Regions from separate parts of the Homo sapiens genome. Here all the other regions are linked to region 2. A link is a loop called in an ENCODE intact Hi-C map of the cell type or tissue named here. Cell type or tissue: heart left ventricle. All regions are shown on one strand.

Evidence for each region. Hi-C counts contacts between places; a loop is a spot of excess contacts. Peaks named below come from ENCODE experiments on the same cell type or tissue, not always from the same donor. Only the 100,000 strongest peaks of a DNase experiment are listed, where the experiment ranks them.
Region 1: a loop joins it to region 2, with 9 times the contacts of the local background. A loop is called at or near these places in 81 of 110 quality-filtered maps.
Region 3: a loop joins it to region 2, with 3 times the contacts of the local background. A loop is called at or near these places in 19 of 110 quality-filtered maps.

Annotation. Positions count from the first base shown.
Region 1 is chr12:100,231,198-100,239,197 of GRCh38, reverse strand. It overlaps a transcript of DEPDC4 not described here. Among named protein-coding and RNA genes, the nearest start is that of DEPDC4, 32 kb to the left of the region's middle. In heart left ventricle, a CTCF peak has its summit at 4,313 (motif pointing left); no DNase peak of the experiment used is centred here; H3K27ac peaks cover 247 bases.
Region 2 is chr12:100,550,377-100,558,376 of GRCh38, reverse strand. All of the region lies in intron 9 of NR1H4 (nuclear receptor subfamily 1 group H member 4), which reads right to left. Among named protein-coding and RNA genes, the nearest start is that of GAS2L3, 19 kb to the left of the region's middle. In heart left ventricle, a CTCF peak has its summit at 3,597; no DNase peak of the experiment used is centred here; H3K27ac peaks cover 270 bases.
Region 3 is chr12:100,388,097-100,396,096 of GRCh38, reverse strand. SLC17A8 (solute carrier family 17 member 8) reads right to left here. Exons shown (of 12, transcript NM_139319.3): 3 at 4,978-5,096; 4 at 2,614-2,728. Among named protein-coding and RNA genes, the nearest start is that of SLC17A8, 35 kb to the right of the region's middle. In heart left ventricle, a CTCF peak has its summit at 4,041 (motif pointing left); no DNase peak of the experiment used is centred here.

The DNA.
Region 1 (8,000 bases), 320 kb after region 2:
GGCTGAGGCAGGAGAATTGCTTGAACCCAGGAGGTGGAGGTTGCAGTGAGCTGAGATCACACCGCTGCACTCCAGCCTCAGCAATAGGGAGAGACTCTGTCTCAAAAAAACTAACAAACAAAAATTCTCAACTAAGAGTCTGTGAAAAGGTTTCAAAGGGCCAAAGTACAATACACTTTCTGAAACTGTAGGCAGTTTTTTGTGTATCTGTGCTTATGGCATCTTTCTAGGAAGACAATCCATGGCTGTCAGCAAATTTTCACGAGGGCTGTGGCGCAAGCACAGTAAGAACCACTGGGTTCAAGAATCTAAAAGTCTTTATTGATGTATATTTATATATTTCCTAAATTTTGCTTTTACCTTATGGATAAACTATTAAATATCCCAATGTTATATTAACATAAGAGCATTGGCTGGATGTGGTGGCTCATGCCTATAATCCCAGCACTTTGGGAGGCTGAAGTGGGTAGATGCCTTGAGCCCACGAGTTCCAAGACCAGCCTGCACAACATGGCAAAACCCCATCTCTAGTAAAAATGCAAAAATTAGCCAGGTACAGTGGTGGGTGCCTATAGTCCCAGCTGCTCAGGAGGCTAAGGTAGGAGGATCACTTGAGCCCAGGAGCAGAGGTTGCAGTGAGCTGAGATTATGCCACTGCACACCAGCCTGGGCAAAAAAAAAAAAAAAAAGCACTAAGCTAGATGACTTTTAAGTTCTTCCTACTTAAAAAAAAAGAAAGGCTGGGTGTGGTGGCTCACACCTGTAATCCCAGCACTTTGGTAGGCCAAGGCAGGCAGATGACCTGAGATCAGGAGTTCGAGACCAGCCTGGCCAACATGGTGAAACCCCGTCTCTACTAAAAATACAAAAAATTAGCCGGGAGTGTTGGTGCATGCCATCTACTTGGGAGGCTGAGGCAGGAGAATTGCTTGAACCCGGGAGGCAGATGTTGCCGAGATGGTGCCATCGCACTCCAGCCTGGGTGATGGAGCGAGACTCTGTCAAAAAAAAAAAAAGCAACCCAATTATATGACACTGGAAGATAAAACTGCCCTAATCTGCATATTTTTTTTTTTTAAGTTGGGGAGGAAGTTAGTATACTTCCAGTGGAAGACCTGAGAGGGTACCTGAAGAGATACCGGGAAAATATTGGAAACATGCCACCAAGCCCTCTTCGATAGAAGTCTCCTTATTTGGAAAGTTGCCATTTTAATGTTCAGTGTGAATCAGGTAGGGATTTGCTAGTCATCACTATGAATGGTGGATACTTTGACAAATGCTTTAAGGATATTACCATGTTGTTGCGTCTGCTGTTCAGAAAATTATAACCTTAGACAAATATCTTTGCACTGAGCCTCAGTTTTTTAAAAATCTCTAAAATAAAAATACACATGCACAGATTTGTATTTTTAAGATCGAGCTATTCCTTTAATAGTTTAAGGTTGAAACAAAGAAATAAAAAATGAAATAAATTAAAAAAAATTTTTTAAGATTGGGCCAGATAATACCAAAGGTACCTTCCAACTCTTCGATGGATAACAGTCATCTGTCCATCTGTAAATAGTGGGTTCGTGAGGGAGAATCTGTGATGTGGTAACAGGAATATGGGCTCTGAAGTCTACAATTCAATGCAATTTCCATTAAAATACTACCATCATTCTTTACAGAACTAGAAAAAATAAAAATCCTAGGCTAGGTGCAGTGGCTCACACCTGTAATCCCAGCACTTTGGGAGGCCAAGGTGGGTGGATCACCTGAGGTCAGGAGTTCGAGTCCAGCCTGGCCAACATGGTGAAAACCCATCTCTACTAAAAATACAAAAATTAGCTGGGTGTGGTGGCACACGCCTGTAGTCCCAGCTACTTGGGAGGCTGAGGCAGGAGAATCACTTGAACTTGGGAGGTGGAGGTTGCGGTGAGCCGAGATCACGCCACTGCACTCCAGCCTGGCTGGCAACAGAACGAGACTCTGTTTCAAAAAAAAAAAAAAAGAAAAAGAAAATCCTAAAATTCATATGGAAAGAAAAAAGAGCCTGCATAGCCAAAGCAAGACTAAGCAAAAAGAACAAATCTGGAGGCATCACAGTACCTGATTTTAAACTATACTATAAGGCCATAGTCACCAAAACAGCATGGTACTAGTATAAAAATAGGCACATAGACCAATGGAACAGAATAGAGAACCCAGAAATAAACCCAAATACGTATAGCCAACTGATCTTCGACAAAGCAAACAAAAACAGAAAGTGGGGAAAGGACACCCTCTTCAACAAATGGTGCTAGGATAATTGGCAAGCCACATGTAGGAGAATGAAACTGGATTCCTCATCTCTCACCTTATACAAAAATCAACTCAAGATGGATCAAGGACTTAAATCTAAGAACTGAAACTTTGAAAATTCTAGAAGATAACATGGGAAAAACTCTTCTAGACATTGGCTTATGCAAAGATTTCATGACCAAGAACCCAAAAGCAAATACAATAAAAACAAAGATAAATAGGTGGGACTTAATTAAACAAAAGCGCTTTTGCACAGCAAAAGGAACAGTCTGCACAGTAAACAGAGAACCCATAGAGTGGGAGAAAATCTTTATACATCTGACAAAGTGCTAATATCCAGAATCTACAAGGAACTCAAACAAATCAGTAAGAAAAAAACAATCCCATCAAAAAGTGGGCTAAGGACATGAATAGAAAATTCTCAAAAGAAGATATACAAATGACCAACAAACATATGAAAAAATGCTCAACATCACTAGTAATTAGGGAAATATAAATCAAAACCACAATGCAATACTACCTTACTCCCACAGAATGGTCATAATAGAAAAATAAAAAAAAAATAGATGTTGGCATGGATGTGGTGAACAAGGAACACTTCTACATTACTGGTGGGAATGTAAACTAGTACAGCCACTATGGAAAACGGTGTGGAGATTCCTTAAAGAACTAAAAGTAGAACTATCATTTGATTTAGCAATCCCACTACTGGGTATCTACCCAGAGGAAAAGAAGTCATTATACCAAAAAGATACTTGCTCACACATGTTTATAGCACCACAATTCACAATTGCAAAAATACGGAACCAGCCCAAATGCCCATCAATCAACAAGTGGATAAACAAAGTGTGGTATATGCATACAATGGAATACTATGCAGCCATAAAAAGGAATGAATTAAGGGCATTCGCAGCAACCTGGATGGGATTGGAGACCATTATTCTATGTGAAGTAACTGAGGAATGGGAAACCAAACATCGTATGTTCTCCTTCATAAGTGGGAGCTAAGCTATGAGAATGCAAAGGCCTAAGAGTGATACAGTGGGCCAGGCATGGTGGCTCATGCCTGTAATCCCAACACTCTGGGAAGCTGAGGCAGGTGGATCACCTAAGGTCAGGAGTTCAAGACCAGCCTAGCCAACATGGTGAAACCCGTCTCTACTAAAAATACAAAAATTAGCCAGGCGCAGTGGCGGGCACCTGTAATCCCAGCTACTTGGGAGGCTGAGATAGGACAATTGCCTGAACACAGGAGATGGAGGCTGTAGTGAGCCGGGATCATGCCACTGCACTCCGGCCTGGGTGACAGAGCAAGACTCCATCTTGGGGGAAAAAAAAAAAAGAATGATACAGTGGAGTTTGGGGACTTGGGGGTGAAAGGGTGGGAAAGGGGTAAGGGATAAAAGGCTACAAATTGGGTTCAGTGTATACTGCTGGGGGGATGGGTGCCCCAAAATCTCACAAATCACCACTAAAAAGCTTATTCATGTAACCAAATACCACCTGTTCCCCAAAAACCTATGGAAATGAAGAATTTTTAAAAAGAGAATAAAAAAAAAAAAAAAACCTTAAAAGAAAAAAAGAATATGGGCTCTGGAATCATAGACCTGGATTTACGATTTGACCTGTTTGGGTTAAAAGGGAAAATACTATCAGATGAGTATTCTAGATTAGGATAAAATATAGTTTAGAAATAGAATTACCAGAAGTCAGAGTTGTTAAGCATACTTTAAATATCTTATTTTGTTATCATTTAAATTGAGTATTTCCTACAACATTCTCTAATGGAGCTTATTTTTATCAACGTGTACATATATATGTATATGTATGTGTATATACATATATATATATACACACACATACATCCATACTACTACTCAATGAAACTTGTAAACAGTGAAACGTTTGTAAACAATGAAACTTGTTTACAAAGAAACTGACTTCTACTGAATAGTTTTTGAAGGTTCTGAGGCATTAATTTCCAAAGGGAAATTTCTAACCAAGCATTGCCATGCCACCTAGTGACAGCTTCATAAAGCACAGTTATTAGGCTTAAAAAGAATTAAGTTCCCAAGGGTATCATCATTCAATGTTAGGCTAAACAGTTTGGAGGGACTTACGTGTAAAGCATTTTTTTCTCTGTATAAATAAATCCAGCTTCAATTACTGGAAAGCTTTGCTCCTGATAGAATATTCAGTAAATTTCCATGACCATTAACGGTCTGATTCATAACACTTGAGACTGTTTAAACTTCTTAGATTATTCGGTCTCTACGAGATGACAAAGATTGTTTGCTTGACCAAACTTTAGTCAGGCTCCTGAATCTTCTTCTAGTCCCATCTGTGCTCTTCCTTGTAAAATCCCATTTTAGCAAAGAACCCTGCTGTGTCAGTTTAGCAAGAAGCCCCCACCGTCAATATCTGATCATACTCAATATCCAATCAGGTTCCTCATCCTTCATCATTCCCCAAAGGTTATGTGTCATCATCCTGGCCAGTCTTCAGCGAGAATCCTGTTAGGTCAGTTCAGCCAGAATCTCCCTTACCCTTGAGGTTTTTCTCTGAGTAATTTTCCATTCATTGACCCCTGACCTGCTTCTTGGCTATAAATTCCCACCACTTGGCCATGCCGTACCCAGATTTGAGGCTAGTATCTCTCTCTGACTGCAAAATCCCATAGCAGTGGTCCCTGTACCTATTTTGATGGTCCTGAATAAAATCATCTTTTAACAAGTATCATTGAACAATTTTTTTTGTTGACAGGTACTATCCACATAAATAAAAGTTTGGTTTTTTGTTTGTTTGTTTCTGGAGACAGGGTCTAACTCTGTCACTCAGGCTGAAGTGCAGTGGTGTAATCATGGCTCACCACAGCCTCAACCTCCTGGGTTCAAGTGATTCTCCCACCTCAGCCTCCTGAGTAGCTGGGACTACAGGCACATGCCACCAAGCCCAGCTAGCTTTTTTTTAAGAGACAGGGTTTCGCCATGTAGCCCAAGCTCATAAAAGATTTTCTAACTCCAAAAAAAATTTTTTTTTGAGACAAAACGTTTTTCTTCTTATATAACTTTTATACATAAAGAATTCAAGACTGAAATCTGTTATTGAGATCTTTTTCCTGGAAATCTTTCCTTCCGGTACACTCTACAAGTAGATTGCAAGTGCTTCTATTTGCTGATTCCTTGCATGCTAAAAAGATTTTTGGAACACAAAAACCAAAAAAGTTGGGGCTGAAGCCTCATCTCTGATGCTTAGCAACCCTATAACCAATGATGCTACCTAATAATTCATTCATGAGTATAATCATTCAGCTTTTCAGCTATGCCAGGTATGATGTAGGAGACATAAAGTGGATGTCATAGTCCCACCCTTGGAAAAGTAACTCTAATACAAAGAACATAAACATGACATTAACAACGTAGTAATGTATAGAGGTATGAAGACAGAACTCTATACAACTATTTTATTATGGCATCTGAAAGAGAAGCAGTATTTAAAGTTGGTCGTGAAATCTGAATGGGAGTTAGAATTTGTAACAGCATCTCTGGAAGAGGGACGAGAATGTTTAAAGGGACTGGGTTGCCGAGAACATTTTATACATATTTCCATCTTTCAGGGGGCTGTATGCATATGCATACATGAAAATTATATATATGTATGTATATAGGAGTGGCAGCTTGGGTTAGAAAGATGAGGAGTTGAGAGTAAATTTAACTTTGATATGTTTAGGGTGAGATACTTGTGAACATCTAAATTGAAGGTGTGGTAAAGCATAAACTTCAAAATTAGACCCACCTGTGTTTGACTCGCAAGTCCACTACCTAATGTGACCTTGAACAGTTTACTCGTTGTTTTGAACCTAGGTTTTCTCATTTGCAAAATGGAGCTAGTATACAATTGTTGCAGTTAGGATTAAATGATATGTACATACATTGCCTGTCACAGGTTACACTATTTTAATAAGTGCTATCCTCTCACCCGCCAGGCCTGTTTCTTTTTTTGTGTTTGTTTTGTTTTGTTTTGTTTTGTTTTTGAGATGGAGTTTCCCTCTTGTTGCCCAGGCTGGAGTGCAATGGCGCGATCTCGGCTCACCACAACCTCCTGCCTCCCAGGTTCAAGCGATTGTTCTGCCTCAGACTCCCAAGTAGCTGGGATTACAGGCATGCGCCACCACGCCTGGCTAATTTTGTATTTTTAGTAGAGATGGGGTTTCTCCAAGTTGGTCAGGCTGGTCTCAAACTCCCGACCTCAGGTGATCCGCCCACCTTGGCCTCCCAAAGTGCTGGGATTACAGGCGTGAGCCACCGTGCCCAGCCTTAGGCCAGTGTTTCTCAAAGTGGCCCAAGGTCTACCTGCACCAGAATCACCTGGAGTGCTTGTTACACAATGACGCCTTTCCATACCTAATAAATTAATTTACTGAGATGGAGCTTGAAACTCTGAAATTTAACCGTCACATTGGAGTTGTGAGGTATATAAATTATGTTAATTAACCCATATACAAAGATTTTTTTTTTTTTTTGAGACGGAGTCTTGCTCTGTCGCCCAGGCTGGAGTGCAGTGGCGCGAACGTGGCTCACTGCAACCTCCACATCCTGGGTTCAAGCTATTCTCTAGTCTCAGCCTCCCTAGTAGCTGGGATTACAGTTGCGTGCCACCATACCTGGCTAATTTTTGCATTGTTTTTTAGTAGAGACAGGGTTTCACCATGTTGGCCAGGCTGGTCTCAAACTCCTGACCTCAGGTGATCTGCCTGCCTTGGCCTCCCAGAGTGCTGGGATTACAGGCGTGAGCAACTGCACCTGGCAAAGACTTCTAATTACACAACTGTTCACTGACTCAAGTTTCTATTAGCATTTTCCTTTAGGCTAAAAATATGAAACCACTTAACCTTTTGTCAGAAAGAATATGATACTTCGAAAGTTAAAAATGAATATATGAGACATTTTCCTAATAATTCTTTTTTTTTTTCTGAGGCAGGATCTCTCTCTGACACCCATGCTGGAGTGCAGTTGTGTGATCTCAGCTCACTGCAACCTCTGCCTCTCAGGTTCAAGCGACTCTCCCGCCTCAGCCTCCTGAGTAGCTGGTACTACAAGCGTGACCCACCACACCTGCCTAAATTTTGTATTTTTAGTAGCAATAGGGTTTCACCATTTTCCTAATTCTTAAAGTGCAAGTTCAGAGTAAAACTAGGTGCTTTAAAGATGGCTCAAGGATGCTAAATACTAACCATTAAATTAGCAACAAAAAGTTAATAAAACATTAAAATTGACAAAGATATTTTGATAAAGTTATTCCTTTGTTTTATTTGTTGTGTGTTTTATTGTAAGATTGTCACTAGGGGCCAGACATGGTGGCTCACACCTGTAATACCAGCACTTTGGGAGTCTGAGGCAGGCAGATTGCTCGAGCCCAGGAGTTGGAGACCAGCCTGGGCAACATGGCAAAACCCCATCTCTACAAAAAATTTGCCAGGCGTGGTGGTGGACACCTGTAGTCCCATCTACCCAGAAGGCTAAGGTGGGAAGATCACTTGCTGTGAGGAGTGATTGAGCCACTGCACTCTAGCCTGGATGACAGAATGTGACCCTGACACACACACACACACACACACACACACACACACACACACACACACACACACTCTAAAAAAATTTGCCGGGCACAGTGGCTCACACCGGTAATTACAGCACTTTGGGAGGCCAAGGCGGCTGGAT
Region 2 (8,000 bases):
TTTTTTTTTTTTTTTTTTTTTTTTTTTGAGATGGAATCTCACTCTTGTTGCCCAGGCTGGAGTGCAGTGGCGTGATCTTGGCTCACTGCAACCTCCGTCCCTTGGCCTCCCAAGTAGCTGGGACTACAGGTGTGTGCCACCACACCTGGCTGATTTTTTTTTTTTTTTTTTTGTATTTTTAGTAGAGACAGGGTTTCACTATATTGGCCAAGCTGATCTCGAAACCCTGACCTTGTGATCCACCCACCTCAGCCTCCCAAAGTGCTGGGATTATAGGCGTGAGCCACCACGCCCGGGCCAAGATGCTATCTCTAAAAACAAAAACAAAAACAAAAAAAACAGACTTCTTAGTGCCACTTCTGTGCATTGCTTTATTCCACAAGAGCCATTGGATGGAGAATCGTGGTGACAGAAAAACAAAACAAAACCAACACAAAAACCTGTGATGTGACTTATGGATTAATTGAGATGAGGATGTTTCCTGGGATTGGTCCAGATGAGAATAGACTGCTCCATTTCTTCCAAACCAGATCCAGAGTTAAAGAGCTTTGGCTGAGCAAACCAGAATAAACTTTGATTCCAGACGCTAAAGAGTACAATTATCATCTAAGGTATACTTACCAGAAAGCCTAAATTCTCACTGTTAGAAGAGTATCATAAGTGAAATAACTCAGAAGCAGAAAATCAAATACCGCATGTCCTCACTGAACAATGGATACACATGGACATACAAATGGAAATAATAGACACTGGCAACTCCAAAAGGCAGGAGGGTGGGATGAAGGTGAGGGTTGAAAGATTACCTATTGGGTACAATGTTCACTATTTGGATGAGGGATGCGTTCACCAGAAGTCCAAATCACATCATTACACAATATATCCATGTGAAATAGTTTGGATGTTTTTTGCCTCTAAATCTCATGTTGAAATGTAATCCTCAGTGTTGGAGATGGGGCCTGGTGGAAGGTGTTTGGGTCATTGGGGTAGACCCCTCATGAATGGCTTGGTGCCCTCCCCATGGTAATGAATGAGTTCTTACTTTATTAGTTACTGTGAAATATGAATGTTTAAAAGAGCCTAGCATCTCTCTTTCTCCCTGTCTCACCATGTGACATGCCTGCTCCCCCTTCACCTTCCACCATGAGTAAAAGCTCCCTGGGGCTTCCCCAGAAGCTGAGCAGATGCTGGTGTCATGCTTGCACAGCCTGCAGAACCATGAACCAAATAAACCTCTTTCCTTTATAAATTACCCAGTCTCAGGTATTCCTTTATAGCAATGCAAAACAGACTAACGCACCATGTAACAAACCTGCACATGTACCTCCTGAATCTAAAATAAAATGTAAAAAAAATTAAAATAAAATGAATACAAAAAGGAAAAAAATTACTTCTAACATGCATGGACACAGCTCTCATTTTTCTCTATCTTACAGTGATGCAAATGGTAGTAAAAGATCCCGAAGTATGCTAGGATTTCTTCTTTTCAATAATTACACCCATCCCTTCCGTAGATATTTTTCAAATATATAAACGAATTTGATTCTGTACAACAATCCTGTGCAGGAAGTACTGATAAGCCAGTATTACTATCCCCATTTCAGACTTGAGAAAGTAAGGCTCAGAATGGGTAATCTGAGTTGACTAAGTTTACTGGCATAATAAATGGAAAACCCAAGTCTACATTATCTGAATCTTGATCCAACACACATTCCCAAATTGCCTTTGGTGAAACATATATACATGCCACGAGACAGGCCTCTCAGGCAGCTGTAATCATGGGTAACCTGCTTTAAGAAAATCTTAGCTACAAACATTTAGATGAAATAATGGGTAAATAATAAAGGAAGGTGATGAATTATTTTGTACTTTAAAAGAGAGTTGTTTTTTGTTTTTTGTTTTTTTTTTCTTTGAGACGGAGTTTCACTCTTGTTGCCCAGGCTGGAGAGCAATGGCACGGTCTAGGCTCACCGCAAACTCCGCCTCCCAGGTTCAAGCAATTCTTTTGCCTCAGTCTCCCGAGTAGCTGGGATTACAGGCATGCACCACCATGCCCAGCTAATTTTATATTTTTAGTAGATACGGGGTTTCTCCATGTTGGTCAGGCTGGTCTCGAACTCCCGACCTCAGGTGATCCACCCGCCTCAGCCTCTCAAAGTGCTGGGATTACAGACATGAGCCACCGCACCCAGCCTATAAAGAGAATTATACGATTTATTTAATTTTTTTGGATTTAAATTTTGAGCACAATAAATGTTTAAATATTTTTTAAAAAACAGTCTTCCCAAATTAAATCCTTGCCGTTTTCCTCTCTGGTCAAAATACCACCCTCTGCTCCCCTTTGACTTTGATTTTTTAATTGACCCCAGTGGACTCTATTAACAACAATGTCTTTGTTGAGCAATTTGGGGATTACATCATGTGGAAGATTGCCCTTTATCCAGCTGTTACAGAATGAACTAAATACCCATGACCCAACTAGATACAACTTAAAGTGCAGAGGATTGGAGAATGTGAGCCTGGAGAATACCAGTCCTGGCTTCCAGCAAACCTAGTGGTTAAGAGGTCATAAGCTAGCTCTGAGTTTGAAACCAAACTCCACGACTTGGTCTTGGGACATTACTTAAATTTTTTAAGACTTCATTTTCTCATCTGTGAAATGTTGTCACGTGTAATATAATGTGTACTCCATATAACAGTAGTGTTATATGAGATATATAGAGAGTGCTTAGCACAATTCCAGGTTCATAGTAAATCCTCAATAAATGTCAGAGTAGATAATTATAATAGTAGCTATTATTATCATTATTCAGGAGAACTGAATCAACACATTAGTCCATCTTAATTTCAGTTCATCTTAAGTCTTAGATTAAACGTGTGAACTTTTGTCTTTACAAAGCCATGTAGGTTTTAAAAAACCAACAAATTCTGCAAATTACTGGGGATAAATACAAACTGGCTGATCAGTGATTTGCTTCAGTATTTTTCCAGGTATTAAAGCTAAACTAAGTTCTCTATTTTCTTGGTAAGGCTGTTCTTTTTCATCTTCAAAAAAATGTCAATCTTTATGCTTTCTTCAGCATTCAGAGACTACACTCCTCAGTTGTGGTTACCTAAAATAATAATTTATGGCTATGCCATTAAATTAAATAGTACATGAAGATTTAGGGATATTCAAGACAGCTGATTTGAAAATATTAAAATTTTTAGAAATTTCTTTGATTACCAAATTTCCTATTTCATTTGCCTTTCTAAATCCCCACACACCCTCCAGAGATGTTGCCTCCATTAGCTATCTAATTACAATTGATAACATTTGGGGAAAATAAGGTTAAAGTTTTTAAAATGATTATTTCATCTTGTGCATGTTGTAAAAGCCAAGAGTGAATATAGAGAAAATGTAAAAAAGAAATAATGGGAGAGTTAAAAAATAATTTTCCTACAAGATAGATAAATATAAATCTACTTTTGGAATTAGAGTCAACAATCAGAGTTAACCATGCCAACATAAACAAAGGGCTTGTGAACCAGCAATTTCTAACACTGGAGATGTAACACTAACATCATCCTGAAGGGGACAGCCTTTTCCTGTTTTCCTGCTTCCTTCTTCCTGGAGAATTGCTTAAAATTTGCTTCATTTTCGCTTGAATGACCAATTACCTGATTTTTGGTCACAAGGGGGGGCTATTTTCTAACTTAACTACCAAAGACTTTGCCATGGAAAAGTCTGAAAATGCAAAAATAATGTTATGTTTCTGCTCCTGTTTCCTATTTGTTTTCCCTTTTTTAAAAAGAGGTCTGTGATTAATAAATTATGTTCAATGATCAGAAATATTCTTTGAGAGAATAACCATTTGATAGAATTAACACTATACTGCTTTAGGTGTTTTAAATGTTAAAAGTTTTTATTTCCTAATTAGCTTTCTAGTCGTAATTGGGAACAAAAATGAAGCAGGTGTGTGTGTGTGTGTGTGTGTGTGTGTGTGTTATTTACAAGTATGCATATTACACTAGACATATATCCTAGTATCTTAAATACCTCTATATGACTTATTCTGATGACGTCCTCAAGATGGACTGAGCATCTGGTTAAAAATGATACTATTTCCTTAAAACCATGTAACTTGAAACTTTTCTAGAAATGACATCACTCCATAGCACAGAGGTCAAGGTATAAATCCCTGACACGGCACACAAAGCCACATCTGCCTTCTGCTTTCCTTTCAAACTAATCTCTCAGCAGCCCAATAGTTTCCCTAGGAACTAATAACACCGATTCATCTAAGGCTCCTAAAGCTGATTCAGCTTGTTGCCTGCACAGGCTCCCTTCCCCCTCCCTGCCCCATGGCCATACACTATGGTAGAGGCAAATCCCAGCTCCAGCCCAAGGTCCAGCCACTGTTGGTCTCATTTCCCACATCAGAGGTTGGTGTAGTTAGGGACAGCAGTGAAATTTGGGCCCATGAGACTAAAGGGGAGTCTACTGGGAAGTTCCTAAGAAAGATTTCCATACTGAGGAAGACAGCATTTCTTTTTCCTTTGACCAGTGTTGTGCCCAGACATAGTGCCTAGCACTGCTGTGGCCATTAGATGACCAGGAGGAGAACCAGCCTGTGGGGAAGGTCAATACGCCAAGGATAGCAAAGCAGAAAGATGAGATGGATCTGTGTTTCCGATGGTGGGTTCTGCCCCTAAATTAACCAATTCTGCTGTCACCCTTCCTCTGGGTTTCTTGTTTGAGCTCATACATTTTCTTACTTTTTTAGGCCATAATGAGTTTATTTTCTGTAGCTATCGGCCAAGAGCATTCTGACAGCTCCCCTAACAAGTGGGATACACTTTTTATGTCTTCATGCTTTTTCCTGAAATACAAGGCAGGATCCCTGTTAGACTAAGGCACCCCATCCATGGTTCAAGGCCAAGTTCAAATTTTGCTTCCTCTATGGAGCTTTCCCTGTCACAGAGAAGCAGAATTAGTTACTTCCTTTTCTAGGTTCAGTTCTATTGCAACTTATCACAATTCATATCTCTCCTTCTCACTGGAGTGTGAAATACCATATACATTTTATAAGAGTGGGAATCGGCCGGGCGCAGTGACTCACACCTGTAATCCCAGCACTTTGGGAGGCCAAGGCGGGCGGATCACAAGGTCAAGAGATCAAGACCATCCTGGCTAACACGGTGAAACCCCATCTCTACTAAAAATACAACAAATTAGCTAGGTGTGGTGGCACGCGCCTGTAGTCCCAGCTACTCAGGAGGCTGAGGCAGGAGAATTGCTTGAACCCGAGAGACGGAGGTTGCAGCGAGCTAAGATCGCTGCACTGCACTCTAGCCTGGGTGACAGAGCGAGACTCCGTCTCAAAAAAAAAAGAAGAGTGGGAATCAGTTACTGTTATCTCCAGTGGCTGCCATGCTGCCTGACCCATAAAGGGTGCTCCATAGATTTTTTTTTTTTTATGACAGAATCTGGCTATGTCACCCAGGCTGGAGTGCAGTGGCACAATCATAACCCACTGCAGCCTTGGCCTCCTGGGGGCTCAAGCAGTTCTCCTGCCTCAGTCTCTTGAGTGGCTAGGACTACAGGTATGCACCACCACATCCAGACATTTTATTTTTTGTAGAGACAGGGACTTGCTATGTATTCTAGGCCGGTCTCGAACTCCTGGTCTTAAGCAATCCTTCCACCTTGGCCTCCTTAAATGTTGGGATTATGGGAGTGAGCCACTGTGACTGGCCAGATATTTCTTATTCACCTCTGCATCTCTAATAACTAGCATCCTTCTGAAGACATAATAGGAGATTAATAAATGCATGTTAAATCAGGCAGTAGTATGTTTTCGTAGTTCTTTATGATGAAGGTGACATAGTTGTGAGATGTGATGGGGACAAGGGATGCCATTAAGGCAATGGACATATTCTTGTGGTGCTAAGAGATTGGACTATGTCCTCTATTTCAACTGCTAAACTTTCCCCAGGGAGTCATTTGTGCCATACTCTTGGTCCTAAGTAAACAGCTGCCATCAAACTAGCAATTCAAAAAAGAACTACTTTAAGTATAAAATATTTAATTTAAAATATATAATACATGATATGCTTCCCATTAGTCCTAGTGGCTAAAAACTATCCGGCCTAATTAGGTCTCACCAGGGCTTAGGAGTTACCAGAGTTTGGACTGTCAAGTTCCAGATTCAACTCAACAAAATTCACCAATATTTGTATTCCTGCTATGTGTCAGGCACTATATTAGTGCTGGGAATCTGGGAATATGAAGTCCTCAGGCAATTAACAGGTTAATGGAAGAAGCAGATACAGTTAACTCTCTGTGGGTTCTGTATCCATGGATTCAACCAACCACAGATCAAAAATATTTGGGAAAAGTATTGCAACTGTAATGAACGTGTACAGACTTTTTTCTTGTCATTATTCCCTAAACAATACAGTGAAGCAATTATTTACATACCACTTACATTGTATTAGGTATTATAAGTCATCTGGAGGTGATTTAGAGTATACAACAGGATGTACATAGGTTATATACAAAGGTTGTATTTTATATCAGGGACTTGAGCAGCCATTAACTGGTATCCAAGAGAGATCTTAGAACCAATCCTCTGTGGATACCAAGGGGCGACTTGACATAAATAAATACATAATATCTAAAACCGAGCAAGTACAAAAAGCTTGGGAAATACAGCTGAGGAACAATGGATTCTGCCTAGGGGCAATGGAAATAACCTCACTTGTATTTCTTTAATGTTTCCTCTTAATCCAAGGAAGGTTTCTTCCTATAATTTGAGTCCTAAATTTGCCCATGCAAAAGTTAGCATGTGACCACTTTCAAAAGCAAAAGTAGAGGTGTTAAGATTTCTAAATTTAACTAAAGCATTTACCCTTCTTATAAATAGTCTATCATTTGTTTCTTTACATTTCTAACCCCTCTCAAAGACAGTATCTGAACTGATAATCAGCTTAGATTTGCATCTTTGGAAAACATAGTTCTGGTAACTGTTTTCATTTTGTGCAAGCTGAAAAGGCTAAAGCAGTGAAATCATATAACAAAAATAAGCACAGTATATTTTAGTATGGTACTATTAAGGGCTACAACTTCATCACCCTAACAAGATTATCTCCTTTCTCTGACTTCATTGTCTATTCATTTGATCACTGACTTAAAGCAATTTGAAATTGCTAACAACTGCTTATACTTTATCTCTCAACTGAAGGGCAGAAACCATGTTTTACTTTATATTCCCTGCTAGCAGATAGTTGGGCAAATATTAGAAATTGGTGAGTGACAGATGCCACATATAGAAAGAGTGCTGGGCTCTGAGTTAGAATACCCACCTTAATTTCCTCGCACTCTTTTGATTAGCTGTATGAACTTGAGCAGGTCATCTTGCCTCTCTAAGCCCATTTCTACATCTATAAAATAGGATATTTTATAAATAACACTCACCTAGTGAGGGCCATTGGGAGCAGCACTAACAGGATAATGCATGTGAAAACAAAACATTGCAAAACATGAGATATATTGTCATACTGGTAAATTCTTACTGAATTGAATATTTTATTTATGTCCCTTGTGGGGATGGAAAAAGGCCCAAAACTACTATAAATGTCAGGGATTATTTATATTTGAAATGGACAGAACAAGTTGCTTTGATCTCTGAGAGGTTATTGCTAATTTCCTTAATGTTAAAATGTAAACTTGGGCCAGGCGCGGTGGCTCACACCTGTAATCCCAGCACTTTGGGAGGCTGAGGCGGAAAGATCACCTGAGCTTAGGAGTTTAAGACCAGCCTGGCCAACATGGTGAAACTCCATCTCTACTAAAAATACAAAAAATTAACCGGACATGTTGCCTGTCGCCTGTAACCCCAGCTTCTCAGGAGGCTGAGGCTGGAGAATTGCCTGAACCCAGGAGGCGGAGGTTGCAGTAAGCCCAGATCGTGCCATTGCACTCTAGCCTGGACGATAAGAATGAAACTTTGTCTCAAAAA
Region 3 (8,000 bases), 160 kb after region 2:
TCATGAATGAGATTAGTGCCTTATAAAAGAAACTCCAGAGAGCTCCCTCATCCGTTCTGCCATGGGCAGACAAAGAGAAGGTAGTTGTTTATGAACCAGGAAGCTAGCTCTCCCAAGTCACCGATCTGCCAGCACCTTGATCTTTGACTCCTCAGCCTCCAGAACTGTAAGAAATACATTTCTAGGCCAGGAGCGGTGGCTCACGCCTGTAGTCCCAGCACTTTGAGAGGCCGAGGTGGGTGGATCACTTGAAGCCAGGAGTTCAAGACCAGCCTAGCCAACGTGATGAAACCCCATCTCTACTAAAAATACAAAAACTAGTTGGGCATGGTGGTGCATGCCTGTAATCCCAACTACTTGGGAGGCTGAGGCACAAGAATCGCCTGAACCCAGGAGGCAGAGATTGCAGTGAGCTGAGATTGCACCACTGCACTTCAGCCTGGGCAACAGAGCGAGACTGAAAAAAAAAAAAGGCCAGGCACAGTGGCTTATGCTTGTAATCCCAACAGTTTGGGAGGCCGAGGTGGGCGGATCACCTAAGTCAGGAGTTCGAGACCAGCCTGGCCAACATGGCAAAATCCTATCTCTACCAAAAATACAAAAATTAGCCGGGTGCAGTGGCATGTGCCTGTTATCCCAGCTATGCAGGAGGCTGAAGCAGAAGAATCGCTTGAACCTGGGAGGCAGAGGTTGCAGTGAGCTGAGATCACACCACTGCCTCCAGCCTCGGTGACACAGTGAGACTCTGTCTCAAAAAAAAAAAAAAAAAATTCTTTTGTTTATAACCTACCTAGTTTATGGTATTCTGTAGAAGCCCAAATGGACTAAAACAGACACTAAACAGCATGATTGAGCTATTTTGACTCACAGTACAGATGCTGAAATTCAAATACACTTCACATGTAAGCATGGTAGGAGATGGGGGAAAAGGTCTTTATATTTATATTTCATATTATCATAGACTATCAGTGTAGGAAGAGCCTTCCACAATCAGTTGGTCCATCCACTCATTTCAAGATACAGAACCTGAGACTCAGGGCTGTTAAGTGACTAAAATTTAGTCTTCATGGATGCTAATATCGTGTTCTTTCCACTACACGGGTACATCCCAAAGTGTCATATATGTCCCTCTAGTGGGACTAGAGTTGGATTTGAAATGATATAACAACTTACATTTTTAATTATAATATATATACTAGTGTATGTATATTATATACATACACTATATATGATACAGTATATATATACACTATATATATTATATATATACTATATATGTATATATTATATATACATATATACACTAGTATATATGTTATAATTAATCTATATATAATTAAATTTATATATAATTCTACTATATATATGTATGCTTTGAAAAAGATGTAACTAGTGGCTGGGTGTGGTGGCTAACACCTGTAATCCCAGCATTTTGGGAGGCTGAGGTGGGCGGATCACCTGAGGTCAGGAGTTCAAGACCAGCCTGGCCAACATGGTAAAACCCCATCTCTACTAAAAATACAAAAAATTAGCCGGGTGTGGTAACTGGCACCTGTAGTCCCAGCTACTCAGGAGGCTGAGGCAGGAGAATCGCTTGAACCTGGGAGGCAGATGTTGCAACGGGCCGAGATCATGCCACCGCACTTCAGCCTGGGCTACAGAGCGAGACTCTATCTCAAAAAAAAAAAAAAAAAAAAAGGAAAAGATGTAACTAACACATCAAACCCATGATTTCAAAGATGGTATTGCTTAGAGTAATAGGTATCTTTTGTTTTTTGTTTTAAATGAGTCGATCTAGGGGAAAACAATAGGCAAATAATAGTACAAGTTGTACATGGGCATAACAAACTGGCGAAGGTCAGAGGTGAATGACTGTGTTTGGGAAACATTGCTGTATATCGAGGGTTGGCAAACTATGGGCCAATTGGTTCACCATCTGTTTTTGTATAGCCCACAAGCTAAGAATGTTTTTTACATTTTAAAATGGTGAGAAAAAAAATCAAAAGAAGAGTAATATTTAATGGCACACAACAATCATATGAAGTTCAAATTTCAGTTTGTAAAATGTTTAATTGGAACGTAGCCATGCCCATTTGTTTCCATATTGTCTCTGGCTGCTTTTGCACTATAACAGCAGGGTTGAGTAGATGCAACAGACACTGTAAGGCCTGTAAAGTCCAAAATATTTACCTTCTGGCTCCATATCATGCTGCCTCCTTCATTGAATTAAATCTCTGCATCAGACTACACCCTTGAAAATGTACAGATTTATTAATGAATCCACTTAAATTGTTTTAGTGGAATGAGCCTCTGCTATGTGAACTGTAGATTTGGGCTTCAGTTACACTATCTATTAAAATGAAGAGGGTCAGGTTAGATTATCTCTAAGATCATTATGCAAGGGTACTTTATTGTTCATAAATGTAAAATCACACAAGGCATTTTAATTAAAATTCTTGCAATTTTAGCCATTACCAGAGAATGGAAACAGCAGGAAAAGGAAGAAAATATAGAAAAAAACTGAGTAAAGGGGATTTTCTTCAGAAGGTGAATTTTCTAAAGGACTGCGCTGTCTCTAGCAATATCAAAAACTGTAAGGAAAGTATCTCCTACCTCCACTAAACCTTGCAGAATTCTGACACACATGACGCATCCGTAATGCACTCTGGCTGCAGAGGGAATAAACATGTTCAGAGTCGATGTTAAGAAGATGGCAGCTCCAAAGACCCTGGGGGACCAAAGCATTGTGTTATTCGGCAGGTCTGCTGATGGATGTGCTACTTCAGCTAAGCACCAGAAACAAACCTAACAGTTCATGAAAGATCCCTGTGGAAATCCCTGTGGAAAGATCGTACCTGTAATCCCAGCACTTTGGGAGGCTGAGGTGGGTGGATCACCTGAGGTCAGGAGTTTGAGACCAGCCTGGCCAACATGGTGAACCCCATCTCTACTAAAAATACAAAAAATTAGCCAGGCATGGCGGCTGGCACCTGTAATTTGGAGAAATAGATGTGTTAGGGTCTAGTGCACCCCAAGCTAGACTCTTGGGCTTCTTTGATTCCCAAGCTCTGGCCCCTGGACCAACTATGAACAAATTTTTGGTGGCACAGGGATGTCCTGCCTGGATGATGTCCTGAAAAGTTGGAGATTGGCCAGGTTCAGGTAAGCTTGCTAGAGACCTACCATCCTGCCTGGTTCCCCACCGACTGATCTTTTCTGACTGTTACTGTATGTTTGAGGTTGTTTCCTGCTTCCCAGAGTCAGAAACACTGACTATCCAAGAAGCATTGTATGTCCTGGGACCAGCCAAGCACAAGACAGGTTGTGTACCTGTCTTAGCTCCCATTTCCTGGCCAGCTCAGGGTGCCCTGGGAAAAGAGAGCAAGCAGCATTTTCTTCCCCTCTCACTTATGTTGATGATGTTTCCACTCTTTTTATGTGCTGGGAAATTAGATTATGTGTGATTTTTTTTCAAGGCTGAGGTGTAAGCGGTAACCCAGGAAACCATAGCAACCAATATTTTATCACTTTTTAAAAAGAATACAATAGATAACTAACAATAAATAAAAGACATAAATTAGACAAGAACCTAAATAAATATATGCTTATTCCTATTTAGATCTTATGGTAGTGGCTTCCAATTTTTTTACCTTAACCCATAAACAAAATATATTTTATATTGCAACCCAGTCCATACTCATACATACAAATGTAACTGAAACAAGTCTCAAAAACCAATATTTACCCTTATGTGCAATGCATTCAGATATTTTCTATTTTATTCTATTTGATTATCTTTTCTTCTATTTCTCTCTTTTTTAAAAATGCTCATTGGTAAATCATTATATTGTTTTCACAACTATCTAATGAGTTGTGCTTTAGAATTTGAAAAAAAAAACCACTTTTTAAAAATGGAATGCACTTCATGAAATCCATTTATGGAAAGTCATATGGGAAATACAATTGGAAGCGACCTGGAGAGATTTAGTTCACTCCTTTTCTAATACATGATACATTCTACAACATCTCCCCCAAGTGGCCATCCTCCTCTGCTTGAATACCTCCGGTGACAGAGAACTCACTGCTTCTTGAGACAGCTCACTCTGTTCTTGGGTACTTTTAATTGCTCAAACACCCACTACAGAGTCTCAAGGACATTAGAGACACATCTTGCAGTCTAGAGGCAAGCCCCCACCACTCATCTGAGAAAACCTTTATGGTACTGGGTGATATTAACCTAAGATTACAGAATGTCACTGGTCAAGGGGAACTGAAATACAATCTAGTCCAATGTTTCATTTCACAGATGAAGAAACTGAGGCCCAGGGAGGGAAGGAAAGTGACTCAATAGAGGTCACCCAGTGATCCAGTTAGGGGGCAGGAACCATTTCTCCTGACTCAGAGTTGATTGGTCTTTTTACCACATAATCACTTGAAGAGTTGCAAGGTAAATTTAATTGGATGAAAAACGAAATAAAAAGAAACTCTTGACTGGGCGCTGGTGTCTCACACGCCTGCAATCCCAGTACTTTGGGAGGCTAAGGCGGGTGGATCACTTGAGGTCAAGAGTTTGAGATCAGCCTGGCCAACATGGTGAAACCTCGTCTCTACCAAAAATACAAAAGTTAGCTGGGTGTAGTGGTGCACACTTTTAATCCCAACTGTTCAGGAGGCTGAGGAACCAGAGTTGCTTGAATGCCGAGTGGGGTGGGGGAGGGGGTGGGGCAGAGGTTGCAGTGAGCCAAGATCACACCACTGCACTCCAGCCTGGGTGACAGAGTGAGACACCGTCTCAAAAATAAAAATAAAAATAAATTAAGATCAGGGTCATTTGGGATCAGTATCTGTGAATTGCATCTATCCAGATGGCTCCTGTTTTTCATTCTGCACCCCCAAATTGAGAGCCAGCTATGCAGAATTTATAGGTACAAAGCCACATTTCATTGGTTTGTATCATGTTATATCAATTTATCTTACCTGTTAGCAGCAAACTTGTTTGAAATGAAACCACCTGGAATTTGTGTCATAATATAGCCCCAGAAAAAAGATCCATGGATAAGGCCCACTGTTTCTGGATCCCAGTTAAACTGTGCTGTCTGGAAATGAGAAATCAGATATAGTTGTGTTTGTTAGAAAAAGGCTGACAACCATTTTTTACCAATGAGCCTACACAATAATTACCTCATGAGGTCTTTCTTTTTTCATTTATTTAACACATACTTATGGAGGGCATCTTACATACTTGGGGATAGCAGCAAGCAAAAGTCCTGGGCCAGGCGTAGTGGTGTGTGCCTGTAGTCCCAGTTATTTAGGAGGCTGAGGTGGGACCTCAGCCTGGCTTGAGCCTCCTGGCTTGAGCCCAGGAGGTCAAGGCTGCAGTGAGCCAAGATAGTGCCAATGCACTCCAGCCTGGGCAACAGAGTGAAACCCCATCTTAAAAAACAAAACCGGCCGGGTGCGGTGGCTCACACCTGTAATCCCAGCACTTTGGGAGGCTGAGGCGGGTGGATCACGAGGTCAGGAGATCCAGACCATCCTGGCTAACACGGTGAAACCCCATCTCTACTAAAAATACAAAAAAAATTAGCCGGGCGTGGTGGCGGGCACCTGTACTCCCAGCTACTCAGGAAGCTGAGGCAGGAGAATGGCATGAACCTGGGAGATGGAATTTGCAGTGAGCTGAGATTGCACCACTGCATTCCAGCTTGGGCAACAGAGTGAGACTCCATCTCAAAAAAAAAAATGAAACAAACAAACAAAAGTCCCTGCTCTCATAGATTTCACCTTGTAATAAGAGATTATGTACAAATTTAAATATATATGTATTTATATTAATGGTCATGGTGACTCACACCTGTAATCCCAATGCTTTGGAAGGCCTAGGCAAGAGGATTACTTGAGGCCAGGAGCTCAAGACCAGCCTGGGCAACGTGGCGAGACCCCATCTCTACAAAAAATCAAAAATCTAGCCAGCTAGGCCAGGTGCAATGGCTCACGCCTGTAATCCCAGCACTTTGGGAGATAGAGGTGGGTGGATCATTTGAGGTCAGGAGTTTGAGACCAGCCTAGCCAACATGGTGAAATCCCATCTCTACTAAAAATATAAAAATCAGCTGGGTGTGGTGGCAGACGCCTGTAATCCCAGCTACTTGGGAGGCTGAGGCAGGAGAATCACTTGAACCCAAGAGGCAGAGGTTGTAGTGAGCCAAGATCACACCACTACACTCCAGCCTGGGTGACTGAGAGAGACTCCATCTCAATAGTAATAATAATAATAATAATAATAATAATACAAATCTAGCCAGGTGTGGTGGTGTGTGCCTGTAGTCCTAGCTACTCAGGAGGTTGAGATGGGAGGATCCCTGGAACCCAGGAGTTGGTCAAGGTTAAGGTAAGCTACAAACACACACTGCACTCCAGTGGGAGTGACAGAGCAAGCTCCTGTCTCTAAAAATACATATATCTAATGTGTGTGTCTCTCTCTCTATATATATATAATATATATAATGTGTGTGTATATATGTATATACACAGAGAGAAAAAACACAAAATAGCAATGAATGCTAAGGAGAAAATAAAATAGCTTGTGAATAAAACAAAAAATGGGGTTTTGGGGGGCTACTAAGTTATTTACTACATTATTCAGATGCCAGTTTTGTGATAGCACAAAGAGAATTAGAGTCTTAAGTCTCTCATTTCTTAATGAGGACAATAAAGCCCATTCTACCTATCCATAGGATGTGTGGGGATAAATGGCATGAATATTTCTAGTAGGTTATCTCTCTGCTTAGAGATTTTGCATGTAACAGATTAGGATAGTGACTGGCACACAGTGTAGACTCAATAAATGTTAGCAGCCATTACTGATACTATGCTGATGGCAATAGCAACAACACAACCTTCCACAACCCTTAGGCCATTGAAAATGTGATTCTCTAGGGCTGGAATCCCTTTCCTCATATTCTTTCCCAGGTAAAGTAACTCATTCTTTTTAGACTCATTGTAAATGGTCCTTCCTCAGAGGAAACTTCCTGAATCCCGAAAATTGAACTGGTCCCTTTTTCTTGGGCTTGTCTTACAGACCTTTGGTCCCACAGCCATGGCACCAACACAGTGCTGTCTTCAGTGAATGGACATCCACATGTCAATTTCCCACACAGGGCACCAAGAAACTCTAAGATAGCAGCCATGTCCTGTTTGACTTATAGTCTTAGTACCTAAATCAAACGCCTGGGAACATAGAAGGTACAAGTGTGTATTCGCCAAATGAATGAATAAATGAATGGCTTTGTAAAGCTTTTTGATATCAAAATGCAAATATGGAGTAAGAGGGTTCCTAATTATCAACATACTATGTTTTATAAATTTTCATCACTGCTTATCTTATTTTCCTGTCACAAGTTATTACATATTTATCCGCCCATCTGTTCAACGTTCGTCCTGTGCTTCCTGAATGCAATGTTAGGTGCTGGACAGTGTAAATACAGACTCAAACAAGCATTGTCTTTGCCTTCTAGGAGCTCACAGTCCAAGCCACTTTGGCCTATACTCTCTATTTCTCATTTTACGGATTAGAAAGTTGAAGCTCAATGGTAAAAAGGAACTAGCTAGCTATCATTAATTCAAATCAGCTCACCAAATCTGTATTTTGTGTTTATTGTGTAACACGCATAGTTCTATGCACTGGGGTACAGCAGTGAACAGCTGTAGTGACTCCTGCCATTTTGAAGATGCCAGTGGAGATAGCAGGTGATAAACAATTACAGGCAGAGTTAGATGGTAACCAGCAATAAGATGAAAAAATAAAGAAGGGAAGGGAATATGAAGTGTTGGATGGCAGTGTGGTGGGGTAAATTTTAGATAGAACGGCCAGGGAAGTCTTCACTGAGAAGATGAGTTTTAAGTAAAGACCTAAAGAAAGGAAGGGAGCAAGTCATATGGTCATTTGAGATGTGAGCTTTCCAGGCAGAGAAACAGCAAGTACAAGGGACCCAAGGTAG